4 separate regions of the Homo sapiens genome follow, and regions 2, 3 and 4 are each linked to region 1. A link is a contact called in ENCODE Hi-C or POLR2A ChIA-PET data. All regions are on one chromosome and are shown on one strand. The core of a region is the stretch at or near the end of the contact, and the rest is flanking DNA. Distances in the headings are between cores, read along the strand shown.

What was found. A loop is a pair of places that touch in the nucleus more often than their neighbours do. ChIA-PET counts read pairs that join two places held with the same protein, here RNA polymerase II (POLR2A). Pooled maps may share reads with other maps.
Region 2: a loop to region 1 is called in a pooled map, with 6 times the contacts of the local background. The contact joins the promoter of ATP2A2 here to the enhancer-like site in region 1. A Hi-C loop is called at or near these places in 4 of 50 pooled maps. POLR2A ChIA-PET finds 5 or more read pairs at or near these places in 2 of 52 experiments (H1 and MCF 10A).
Region 3: a loop to region 1 is called in a map of vagina, with 5 times the contacts of the local background. The contact joins the promoter of MAPKAPK5-AS1 here to the enhancer-like site in region 1. A Hi-C loop is called at or near these places in 1 of 168 maps with a recorded cell type or tissue (vagina). POLR2A ChIA-PET finds 5 or more read pairs at or near these places in 2 of 52 experiments (MCF 10A and activated CD8-positive, alpha-beta memory T cell).
Region 4: a map of CD4-positive, alpha-beta memory T cell shows a loop between it and region 1 (5-fold over the local background). The contact joins two enhancer-like sites. A Hi-C loop is called at or near these places in 4 of 168 maps with a recorded cell type or tissue (B cell, CD4-positive, alpha-beta T cell, CD4-positive, alpha-beta memory T cell and 1 more), 14 of 37 single-sample maps with no recorded cell type and 14 of 50 pooled maps. POLR2A ChIA-PET finds 5 or more read pairs at or near these places in 1 of 52 experiments (activated CD4-positive, alpha-beta T cell).

Annotation. Positions count from the first base shown.
Region 1 is chr12:110,886,867-110,889,566 of GRCh38, forward strand. All of the region lies in intron 8 of CCDC63 (coiled-coil domain containing 63), which reads left to right. Among named protein-coding and RNA genes, the nearest start is that of MYL2, 32 kb to the right of the region's middle. Within about 2 kb of position 1,290, at least 10 of the 41 ENCODE cell types and tissues checked have a DNase peak (open chromatin) inside an H3K27ac peak, as active enhancers do.
Region 2 is chr12:110,279,836-110,282,648 of GRCh38, forward strand. ATP2A2 (ATPase sarcoplasmic/endoplasmic reticulum Ca2+ transporting 2) reads left to right here and starts at 1,412. Exons shown (of 20, transcript NM_170665.4): 1 at 1,412-2,072; 2 at 2,769-2,786. The coding sequence starts at 1,955. RefSeq lists enhancers at 920-989, 2,107-2,813 and silencers at 1,080-1,679, 1,770-2,279.
Region 3 is chr12:111,841,586-111,844,285 of GRCh38, forward strand. MAPKAPK5-AS1 (MAPKAPK5 antisense RNA 1) reads right to left here and starts at 1,420. Exons shown (of 2, transcript NR_015404.2): 1 at 1-1,420. It overlaps MAPKAPK5 (MAPK activated protein kinase 5), which reads left to right and starts at 643. Exons shown (of 14, transcript NM_003668.4): 1 at 643-1,184. The coding sequence starts at 1,149. RefSeq lists enhancers at 219-498, 1,229-1,328 and silencers at 529-708, 789-1,138.
Region 4 is chr12:110,348,562-110,351,411 of GRCh38, forward strand. It overlaps ATP2A2 (ATPase sarcoplasmic/endoplasmic reticulum Ca2+ transporting 2), which reads left to right. Exons shown (of 20, transcript NM_170665.4): 20 at 1-2,532. Among named protein-coding and RNA genes, the nearest start is that of ANAPC7, 54 kb to the right of the region's middle. RefSeq lists an enhancer at 632-1,179 and a silencer at 2,812-2,850. Within about 2 kb of position 1,415, at least 5 of the 41 ENCODE cell types and tissues checked have a DNase peak (open chromatin) inside an H3K27ac peak, as active enhancers do.

The sequences.
Region 1 (2,700 bases), core at 40-2,539:
GGACAGGCACAGGAAATGGTTCTTCCCCAGAAATGACCTTGACCTCACATTCACCTTGAGGCTGCTCTCATCCTTTCCTCCTGCAGTCGCACAGCATCTCCTGCACAAGGACAAGTGCAGGTGCTCTGGTTCTCAGTCTCTCTATCTGTAGAATGGCACACACACTTGGACTAGAGGAGTCCTCCAAGTCCAAACTCTTTTTATAAAAAAAGTTTCAAACTTTTATTTAAAAAGCTACAAAACTTTTTTTTTAAATTTTCTTTCTTTTTTTCTTTTTTTGAGACAGAGTCTTGCTCTGTCACCCAGGCTGGACTGTAGTGGCACGATCTTGGCTTACTGCAACCTCCACCTCCCGGGTTCAAGCGATTCTCCTGCCCAGGCTCCAGAGTAGCTGGGACTACAGGCAGAGCCACCACACCTGGCTAATTTTTGTATTTTTAGTAGAGACAAGGTTTCATCATGTTGGCCAGGATGGTCTCGAACGCCTGAACTCAGGTGATCCGCCTGCCTCGGCCTCCCAAAGTGTTGGGATTACAGGGATGAGCCACCACGCCCGGTGGTGGCTTGCTCTGCAAGCTCTATTCTTATACAAAATGTTTTTGTTTAATCCCATGTTATGAGGAAACACTGGTACATAAAACATAGGAAATGGAGCAGACCTGGATGAAGGAGTGGCGGTGGGATGGGCCATGGGAGGGGGCTGGGACCCTACCTTTTTGCCTTCTTCTGGCACCTTTGCTCAGACTAAGGGATCAGGTTAAAAAAATTTTTTTTTAATTAAAAACAATTAGAATTCTAACATCTGACTTCACCCCTCCCTAGAGGGCTGGGGGCGGAGTCTCATAAACTAGCCTCCTGAGTTGCTGGGACTACAGGCGCGCGCCACCACGCCCAGCTAATTTTTGTATTTTTAGTAGAGACGGGGTTTCACCATGTTGGCCAGGATGGTCTCATCTCTTGACCTCGTGATCCGCCCACTTCGGCCTCCCAAAATGCTGGGAATACAGCGTGAGCCACCGCGCCCGGCCCCAGCCTTCTTTTTTAGTTTCGTTTGGTCTCCTCCACCTCCCCAAGTTGTTAAATTCTTAGTGGCAGTGATTTAAAAACCAGGATATTCCACATGAAAGTCTGAATTTCTGGTTTCCCTTGGAAAATCAGATCTGACACCTCCCGCCCACATTCCCGCGGGAATCCGAGTTCCTACAAACGGAGCCATCGGCTCCCTCTTCGCTCACAGAGACCAGCCAGGCTGAAGTGCTCCAGGGCCCGCAGAGCTTAGCGGGCCTTTGAGTTGCTAACTGAGGTTCAGGCGCGTCACCACTGTCCTCTGGCGTCCATTTGCGGTATTGCAGGGAAGGTCTTTGCGGGCAGGCCTGGAAGTGGGCAGGACCCTGAATTCTCGGGTCCCAGTGGGACACCGAGGGAGGACAAGCCCTAGCAGAGGGGTATGAGGACCCCAGCTGAATATCCTGACCTGATAGAAAATATTCCTGAGCTGAATTGGCCTTGATTTTCCCCACTCCTCATAAGGGGACCCTCTTCCTTAGGGTCATGACAAATATGTCTAAGATGGGTAAGCGCTGCCCTCTCTGGGCCTCAGTTTCCCCATCTGTAGAGTGATATTTGGACCAGAACAGTAGCTTCCAAGCTCTTTGTTAAGGTTACAGAACTATGACTTTTTGGGCTCAAATAGATCTGCAAATGCCTGTTGAATAAGTCCAGAGAGCACTGATTTCCAATGGTAAGACTTAATTTTGCAAAAAATGTTATAGGACAAAGATATGCTCACTGTAGAGAATCTGGAAAGCAACTAAGGATGGAAGGAATTTTAAACCACCCACTATCCCATTGCCTGAGACAATCACTGGTGACATTCTGAAATATTTCCTTCCAACTTCCAACTTTTTTTTTGGTCCTTCTTTCCTTCCTTCCTTCCTTCCTTCCTTCCTTCCTTCCTTCCTTCCTTCCTTCCTTCCTTCCTTCCTTCCTTCCTTCGTTTTTCTTTCTTTTTCTTTCTTCTTTTTTTGCAGGATCTCACACTGTCACCCAGGCTGGAGTACAGTGGCTTGATCTTGGCTCACTCCAGCCTCAATCTCCCTGGCTCAGGTGATCGTCTCATCTCAGCCTCCAGAGTGGCTGGGACTACAGGCACACACCACCACACCCAGCTAATTTTTGTATTTTTTGCAGAGATGAGGTTTCAGTGTGTTGCCCAGGCTGGTGTCAATGGTTGTGCTTTTCAAATGTAACATAGTTATTATCATATAAAGTTGTGTATCTGATTGAAGCAAATGTCCTTTTGGTTACTCGTTCATCCAGCAAGTATTTATTGAGCACCTACTGCGTTCCAGACACTGCTCTAGACCCTGATAATGTGGCAGTGAACAGGATGACAAAAAGTTCAGCCCTCACAGAACTGCTGTTTTGGCAGGGAGAAACAGACAATAAACAACAAGCCCAATACTTACGTAAGTTATAGAGTAAGTTAGAAAGGGAGATGCAGTGTGGGTAAAAAGATGAAGTCGCACAGCGTAAGACGGGTTTTGGAGCCGGTTGGGGCCCCGGGCAGTTGAGAAGTTAAGATCTGAGTGAACTTACAGGTGAAGGATTGAGCTGTCCAGATCTCTGGGGAAGAACGCTCCAGGCAGAGGAAACAGCAACAGCACACGCAAAGGCCCTGACGCAGCTTGCAAGCAGGCC
Region 2 (2,813 bases), core at 162-2,661, 610 kb before region 1:
TTGAAGCGGCTCTGATCCTGTGACCTAACCAGTTTCCACCTGGCTTCTCTCAGTGCGTTGCCATATAGTATAATTTTTTGTTTGTTTGTTTCGTGTAGGGTTTTGTTGGTTCTTTTCCAAGTATCAATCAAAACTACATGCCAACGTCCACTCCTTGGAAATAATTAAATGACATGACGTGCCTGATTTTTTCAGCTGGTGATGCACTGTAATTTGCATCTGCTGAAGGAATTTATCTTAAGTCCTGAAGCCCAGCCACTTGAGACAACTGAGGTGATTTTTCTGCTCTGCTTTTGCTCATGCGGATGGTGCGTTATTGTTAAACACAAAAGTGGACTAATTGCTTCATTCTGCAACCTACTCCGTGAAGAAAGCTGCTCTTCTTTGTGAAGAGAATATGTTCATGTTTTGTTCATGAATTCCATGCAATTTCCCATCCCCTTGTTAAGTAATGTAGCTTCTTTATATTGGCAAAATTCCCTTTATCTTGCTGTGACCTGCGCTTTGTCCTCCCGAGCAGAGCAAATCATCTGTGGTTTAAGAGCAGCTTTGGATTCAAGTCCCCTTTTCTCCTGTCGAGGGAAGTGAGTCTATGAAATGGCCTTCATCTGAAAGCCACAGCGAAGCACCTCCTAGCCCAAGTCTAGCTGCTGTGTGGCAGCTCCAGCGGCGTGAACTGTGACTGCCCTGCAGACACCTATCAAGCGCTGCGTCAGCTATTAATAATAAAATCAACTCTTCTCCCTCCCCCCCGCGAGGGGGGTTCCCTCGTCAGGGCCCAGAACCCGCTGGGGAAGAATCGGGGCTGGCGTGCGAAGGAGCTGGCGGCAGGGGGTGTAGGATGCGGTGTTCCCGAGGCGACAGATGAAGGATTTGGGTTGTGTGGGAAGTGAACTGCGGAATTCCTCCCCTTGGTTTCTGAGGGGGGCTCTGAAGGAGCCAGATTAGGATGCAGAGCGCAGCCCGGGCGACCGAGGGCGAGGAGGCGAGCCAAGGACATCAGCCCGAGGGCGCCTCGAGACGCCCCGCGTGGACCGCGCTCCCAGCTCCTCGGCCTCGCCTTCCAACCATCCGCCCACCGGCCCCAGAGCAGCGTGCCCACTGTGAGCGCCCCACCCTGCGTCTGCAGGTGGGTGGGTCAGAGAACCGCAGGCACAGAAGAGGGTACCCAGCTTCCCCTCCGCCAGCCCCGCGACCGCGGCGCGCGCGGCCTCGATCCGGGTTCCTAGGGGCGGCGCGCGGGAGGGGGCGGGGCCTGCGCGGCAGCGTGGGCGCCAGGCGCGCGGGAGGAGGGAGCCGGGAGGAGGGGGCGGGGCCGCGCCGCCCGCGCCGCGCTGGGCGCTCTCGGCCAATGAGCGGCGTCCACATGCCGCGGCGGCGGCGAAAGGGGAGGCAGCGGCCGATAAATGCTATTAGAGCAGCCGCCGCGGAGCCGTCCCCGACGCCACCTCCTTTTCCTTCGCCGCAGTTTCCTCCGCCGCTGTCGGGCGTGCGGCGCTGAGGGACCCGGGCGAGCGCGCCGCGCACCGCCCCGCCGGCTCGCCTCCCTCGCCGCGTTCCGCCCTCAGTGGTCTGCCGGGCGCCCCCTCCTCCGGCCCGGGCGGGGCCTCTGATCGCCTCAAGAGAGCGGGGAGGGGGCTCGGGGGCCGCGGCCTGCCCTCCCGGCGGGCGGCTGAGGGCGAGGGAGGCCCTCCCTTCTGGCGAGGGGAGGGAGGGTGGGTCAGGAGCCCCCAACCCGCCCTGCGGAGCTCGGGGCCGCGCGAGGGGCGGTTGTCTGGGGGAGGGGGCGCGGGGTGATTCAGCGCCCGGCGAGGCGGAAGCGGCCGCAAGAGGAGGAGGGGAGAGCCCGTCCGCGCCTGGGCTCCCGGGGTGGCACGAGCCCGCGGCCGGAGTGCGAGGCGGAGGCGAGGAGGCCGCGGGGACGGGAGGCGAGGCCGGCCGGGCCCCCGAAGCCATGGAGAACGCGCACACCAAGACGGTGGAGGAGGTGCTGGGCCACTTCGGCGTCAACGAGAGTACGGGGCTGAGCCTGGAACAGGTCAAGAAGCTTAAGGAGAGATGGGGCTCCAACGGTAGGTGCAGGGCGCTCCGCTGCAGGGGCCCGGCGCGGCCGGGAGAGCCAGGGAAGATGGCTGACCGGGCTCCACCTCGTGGGCTTCGGCTCCGCGCCCGCCGACAGCTGCGGGCGGAGGGTCGGGCCAGCGCGCCGGCCCCGCGGGAGAGAAAGGGGCTGCGGTCCTCGCCTCGCCTTCCCTGGACCTCTTCGCTTCTCGGGCCCTCGACCTTTTCGGCGCGCAAGGCTCGGAGGCTTCTCTCCAGCAGCAGCCGGCCCCGGTGGAGGGAGGGACGTGGCTTCTGCAGCTAGGTTGAGCCCGGCAAGACGTTTTCTCGTCCCCTGCCGATTTATGAGGAGTCGAGGTCGTTGGAAGGCCTCTGACCGTTCTTGTCCTACCCAAAGTTACACATCTGGCAGAAGTGATGACATCGCTGAAACCACTCCTAGGTTCAGGAGCCCGAAGTGATTTCACGCTTAGGGCTAGACCTCAGGCCATTGATTACAAAGAGTGCATGCTTCCTTGAGATATCTTCGTGGTATGCCCTCTGCTAAAAAAATCGGATATTCTTATAGCTAGGTCTGTGTTTTAAAGATATTGATGCTTAGAATTGTAGCAGTTCTTTTTAGAAAAACGAAGTGCTAAAATGTCTCTCTCTTTTTTTTTTTAACCTCCCTCTTGACACATTGCTTGACGAATTTCTACATTCTACAGAGTTACCGGCTGAAGAAGGTAATCTTAACATGCTGTTTCTGTTTT
Region 3 (2,700 bases), core at 170-2,669, 950 kb after region 1:
CATTCTAGCTTGACCACTTCTCGGCTGTGCACAAACTAGTCTAGCTCTCCTGAGCCTCAGTTACCTATTTTGCAAATTAGGGATGGGAACATCCATACCTCACGACGCCAAACGGCTACCTTGTAAAGACGAAAGGAGGAAATGCAGGAAATAACTCCACGTAAGGTTAATGCTCCGTAAACAGAGCTGCTACTGCTATTATATATTCTATACAATCCTGCGCCCTTAACGGCAGGACCCTTTCAGTGCTTCAGTCCTGTCTTCTCTCTCCTGGGTTGACCTCCACAGATCCTCTCAGAAGAGCGTTTTCCAGGCGTGAATCTCCGCAGAGTGGAGATAAAGGCTGAGGCCCCAACGCACGCGCACTCACGCGAGTCCGGGCCTATGACGTCATTAGCGCAGCGCCATCGCCGCGGAAGGCCCAGGGGCCTGTCCTGTATGCGGCGTGTCTTAGGGAGGCCCAGGCGGACGCCTGCAAGTCGGGTGCGCGGTTCGGGGGCGGCTCGGAAACCCCAGCGGAAGGCAGCAAGGGGCGCGTGGGGCCGTGGAGTCACGAAGCTGGGCGGCAGGAGGGGCGGCCTGGAGCTCCCGCGGGGCACAGCGCGTGCGTGAGGGCGGCCGGCGGGGCTGCCCGGCGCGGGTGTCCCGGCGATGTGTGGCGCTGAGGCGGCGGCGGGAGCAGCGGCGCCGAGCTCTGCTTCGGCTTCGGCTTCGGCTTCGCGGCGGTGCAGGCGGCGGAGGCGGAGGCGCAGGCTCTTCTTTAGGACCTGGCGAGCCCAGGTCTAAGCGGCGGCCCCGCGAGGCCCTTGCACGGCGCCCCGGGTCGAGGCCCTCCCCGCCTCGCCCTACCCCAGGAGCCTGCCTCCCCAGCTGGGGATGAGGCTAGGAGGCGGCCGCGTGGGGCCCAGCACAAAGACCTGTCCCCAGGGGCCGCCGCCTCCGCCGCTGCTGCTGCCGCCAGCCTAGAGCCGCCCGCCGAAGCAGAGCCGGCGCCGGGGTCCTCATCCCCACCGGTCCCGAGGGGCGGCTGCTGCCCGTCGCCACGAGGCCCAGGGGCCCGAGTGCCGAGCCCTTTGCTCCCTCGGCCGCGCGGGGACAGGGCTGCTGAGCAGCCTCCGCCTCTCCCGGCTGTGGGGGCCCCACTGAGTATGTCGGAGGAGAGCGACATGGACAAAGCCATCAAGGTAAGGGGGAGGTGCCCCCTCTTCCCCCGCGTTGTCCTGTGGCGTTCTTCTCGGCTCTAGCCTCAAAAAGCAGGGAGATTTTGCAGTGAGAGGTTCCATCGACTACCGGGTTTCGGCCTCCCCCGGATTCCGTGGATCGCGCTTTACAGCCCTGGGGCCAAGGGTTATGGGTGTGGGTGTAGGTGTGTGTCCGACTCCCGCCAGCTTCCCTGGTGAGTGTGATTTGTGCTCAGCTGGAACAGAGGTGAGTGGCCTGGAGACACTATTAAGTGTCAATGAATGGGACGAAGAGAGCCCTACTACTACTACTACACGTTTCGATCACTCCCCAAGGCCGCCAGCATTTGCTTCCGGATGGTCTACAGAACTTGGAGAGTTGGAATTTATCCATCCCTCCCGATTTGTTTGAAATCAGCCTTCTGGAAATCTGCAGTTGGAAAAAGGTGGTTCGCCGTACAAAACCTGTCCTTTGGGGAATAGGTTGTCCTCACTTTTCCGTGTATTCTCCCCTTTTTCTTTTTCCTCTTCTTTCTCCTAGGAAGCATTGAGTTTACTTAGGAAAAGTTAACAGTTCCTGTGACTTAACTGCACTTAAACCAAAAGAAAAGCAAATGTGTGTTCGAAAATTACACAAATAAAATAAGTTTTCTAAAACCTGTTTTTAACTTTTTTTTTTTTTAAAGGCACATTTTGCCCACTCAGGGCCAGTTATCTGTCTTGACAGCTGTAGCTAAGAAATTAGTCTTATGAAAATTAAACATTGACGCTTAAAGTTTGATGTATTATTTACTTATTTGTAGTGTTAAGTCAGCCCAGTGCATTGAATAATTTCATTTTATCTTGAAGGACAGGCATCTATTGGCAGCTTGGGGTTATTTTCCCCTTCAAGACAGTTACTAGTAATGATTAAGAATTTACATTTCTACCAATTCTTTAGGTGGTGTATATAGTTTCTCAAAATCATCAAGTCATTCCAAAGAAACTTAACCCTTTAAAGGAGGCATCAACATATAACATATACATTAAGGAAGACCAGGTTTTTTGTCTGTTTGTTTGTTTTTGAGACGGAGTCTCACTCTGTCGCCCAGGCTGGAGTGCAGTGGCCCGATCTTGGCTCACTGCAAGTTCCGCCTCCTGGGTTCACGCCATTCTCCTGCCTCAGCCTCCCGAGTAGCTGGGATTACAGGCGCCCACCCACCACGCCCTGCTAATTTTTTCTTTTGTTTGTATTTTTAGTAGAGACGGGGTTTCACCGTAATAGCCAGGATGGGCTCGATCTCCTGACCTCGTGATCTGCCCGCCTTGGCCTCCCAAAATGGTGGGATTACAGGCGTGAGCCACCGTGCCTGGCCCAAGGAAGACGAGGTTTTAAATCATAAAGATTCTAAAAGACTGCCTTGACATATCCTTCTTTTGTTTTGGGTTTTGTTTTTTTTTTTGAGTCGGAGTCTGGCTTTGTCATCCAGGCTGGAGTGCAGTGGGATGCTCTTGGCTCACTGCAACCTCCACCTCCCAG
Region 4 (2,850 bases), core at 165-2,664, 540 kb before region 1:
CGACTCTTAAAAGCACAGTCCGTGGTTGGGTGTGGTGGCTCATGCCTGTAAGTAAGTCTCAGCCCTTTGGAGGCCACAGCAGAAGGATTGCTTGAGCCCAGGTACTCAAACCAGCCTGGGCAACAGAGTGAGGCCCTGTCAAAAAAAAATCAGCCTTACTGTGAAGCCTCCAAGGCTGCTCGCAGGCAGCTGTGGCTCTCGGGAAGGGAGGCTGCTTTGCCCAGCAGGGAACATTTGGGGCAGGGGGTAAATTTTGCCAGTTTGAGCATCATGAGGTGTAACAAGAAATGGGTTGAATGGGCCAAATGCAAGGAGTGCATCTCTGGGCTGCAAACTGACTTGAGTGCTGCACTATTGCTATTCCGTGCAAACAAAACTCAGCTTTTCCTGACTCAGTTCCTTGACTTAGTGGCCTTTACAAAAAAAGTTGAGTAGTGTGTGGCCTGCTGTCGCACAGCCCCTAGTTAGCTTCATGGTTTCTCAGCTTCAGACCCCTCCAGCCCACAGAGGAGCCCATGGAGGGACCCACTTCCCTTGGTCCAGACAGCTGGGAGTGGGTTAGGCCCACTGCTGTTTTGAGCAGGGCCACTTGCTCCATTTCACTGAAGGCTTTGCTGGGTGAAAACACTTCAGCATCTCCTCCTCAGGTCAACCCATAAAGACCAGGTCCAGCACCGTGGTCTTGGCACATCCCTGGCCTCAGGCCCTCACCTAACAGTGAGGCAGCAGCTGCCCAGCCCCGCAATGTGCCTGCTGTCAGGCAGCTCTTGCCTGAAACTTACTTCCACATTCTTTCCTGATGGGCAGGTGGCTGAAGGCCCAGCCATCAGTGTCGCTTGTTGCCACCCCGTGCCTCCCTTGGCCTCTCTGAGCTTTGCCCAGAAGACCAACAATCATACATACCCTAACTGGGACACCACTCTGCAGAATGCAGATGATCCATTCTGGAGGAAGCTGTCCCTTGAGCTCAGTGAGCTCCCAGGCAAGCAGGGCATCTGGCCGACTTCCCTCACAACAGCTGCTCCCACATCCCCTCGGACTGGAGCTTCAGCCCTGACTGAGGTGGGCAGACCTAAGACCTGAGACCACAAGATTAGCTCAGTGTCTACCAAGCATCTAGCCACTGTCCAGGGCCAGAGCATACCACGTCTGCAGTGCCTGTGAGCAGAGCCAGCAGTTGCCCTGTGACTGTAACCACCAAATTGTCCAAACACCCGCTGCAGTTAGCAAGAAGGGTAGGCTTCACCCTCCTTTACTGAGGAGAATGATGCGGAGGAGTTTCCTCTCCAGGGCTAGGCAAGGCAGGCGAGCAGCCAGAAGCCGGGTGCCCACAGGGCAGGGACAGGAAGGCTGTGCTGCTACTGGCTGCTCACTTCTCCATCAACCTCACCCTCTGCACCACTAACCAAGACCTTGTCCTCTTGCCTGTCTCGCTGCTTTCACAGCTGCAACGATTGTGTCTGCCTCATGGGGTTTTCCTCCAGAGCCTTTATTCTGTAGCCAGACGACACGAGGAGTCTGTGTCACTGAGCCAGTGCTTCTAGATGCTACCCTGTGTGGGCGGCACCTCAGGGACAGTAAATCAGAAATGCTGGTCTTGAAACCTTGAAAAGATCAAGCTGAATGTTCCTTTTCATCTGTCGCTGTTGATCTTCATCTATTTAAATAGGTATTCTAACGTTTCCTCTCTGTATTTCATGAAGCTGATTTCCTCTCTCTTTCCTTTTCAGCAATACTGGAGTAACCGCTTCCTAAACCATTTTGCAGAAATGTAAGGGTGTTCGGTTGCGTGCATGTGCGTTTTTAGCAACACATCTACCAACCCTGTGCATGACTGATGTTGGGGAAAAAGAAAAGTAAAAAACTTCCCAACTCACTTTGTGTTATGTGGAGGAAATGTGTATTACCAATGGGGTTGTTAGCTTTTAAATCAAAATACTGATTACAGATGTACAATTTAGCTTAATCAGAAAGCCTCTCCAGAGAAGTTTGGTTTCTTTGCTGCAAGAGGAATGAGGCTCTGTAACCTTATCTAAGAACTTGGAAGCCGTCAGCCAAGTCGCCACATTTCTCTGCAAAATGTCATAGCTTATATAAATGTACAGTATTCAATTGTAATGCATGCCTTCGGTTGTAAGTAGCCAGATCCCTCTCCAGTGACATTGGAACATGCTACTTTTTAATTGGCCCTGTACAGTTTGCTTATTTATAAATTCATTAAAAACACTACAGGTGTTGAATGGTTAAAATGTAGGCCTCCAGTTCATTTTCAGTTATTTTCTGAGTGTGCAGACAGCTATTTCGCACTGTATTAAATGTAACTTATTTAATGAAATCAGAAGCAGTAGACAGATGTTGGTGCAATACAAATATTGTGATGCATTTATCTTAATAAAATGCTAAATGTCAATTTATCACTGCGCATGTTTGACTTTAGACTGTAAATAGAGATCAGTTTGTTTCTTTCTGTGCTGGTAACAATGAGCGTCGCACAGACATGGTTTCAGGTAAATAAATCTATTCTATGATAAATTCTCAGTGTGGTGGTGACTGTTCTGTGGGAGGGGGACTGATGGGCACCAAGGGCCTCCACTCCGCACCCGGGCCTGCCCCTCTACAGGGAAGCAGGGGAGGCTCAGTCTGGGCAGGGTGGCCATGTGACTAGAGGGGACAGGAACCTCTTGGACTCGACTTCACAGTAGACAGGCTGACTGGCAGCAGGTCCGCCCATGTGAAGCCCACCCTGGCTCCCTACCCTTTAAGGATGGGGGAAGCTGAGTGTGTGTTACCAGTGGGGTCTTAAACACACAAGGCCTCACTCGTCAGTGTGGTGAAGAAAGCCAAGACTCC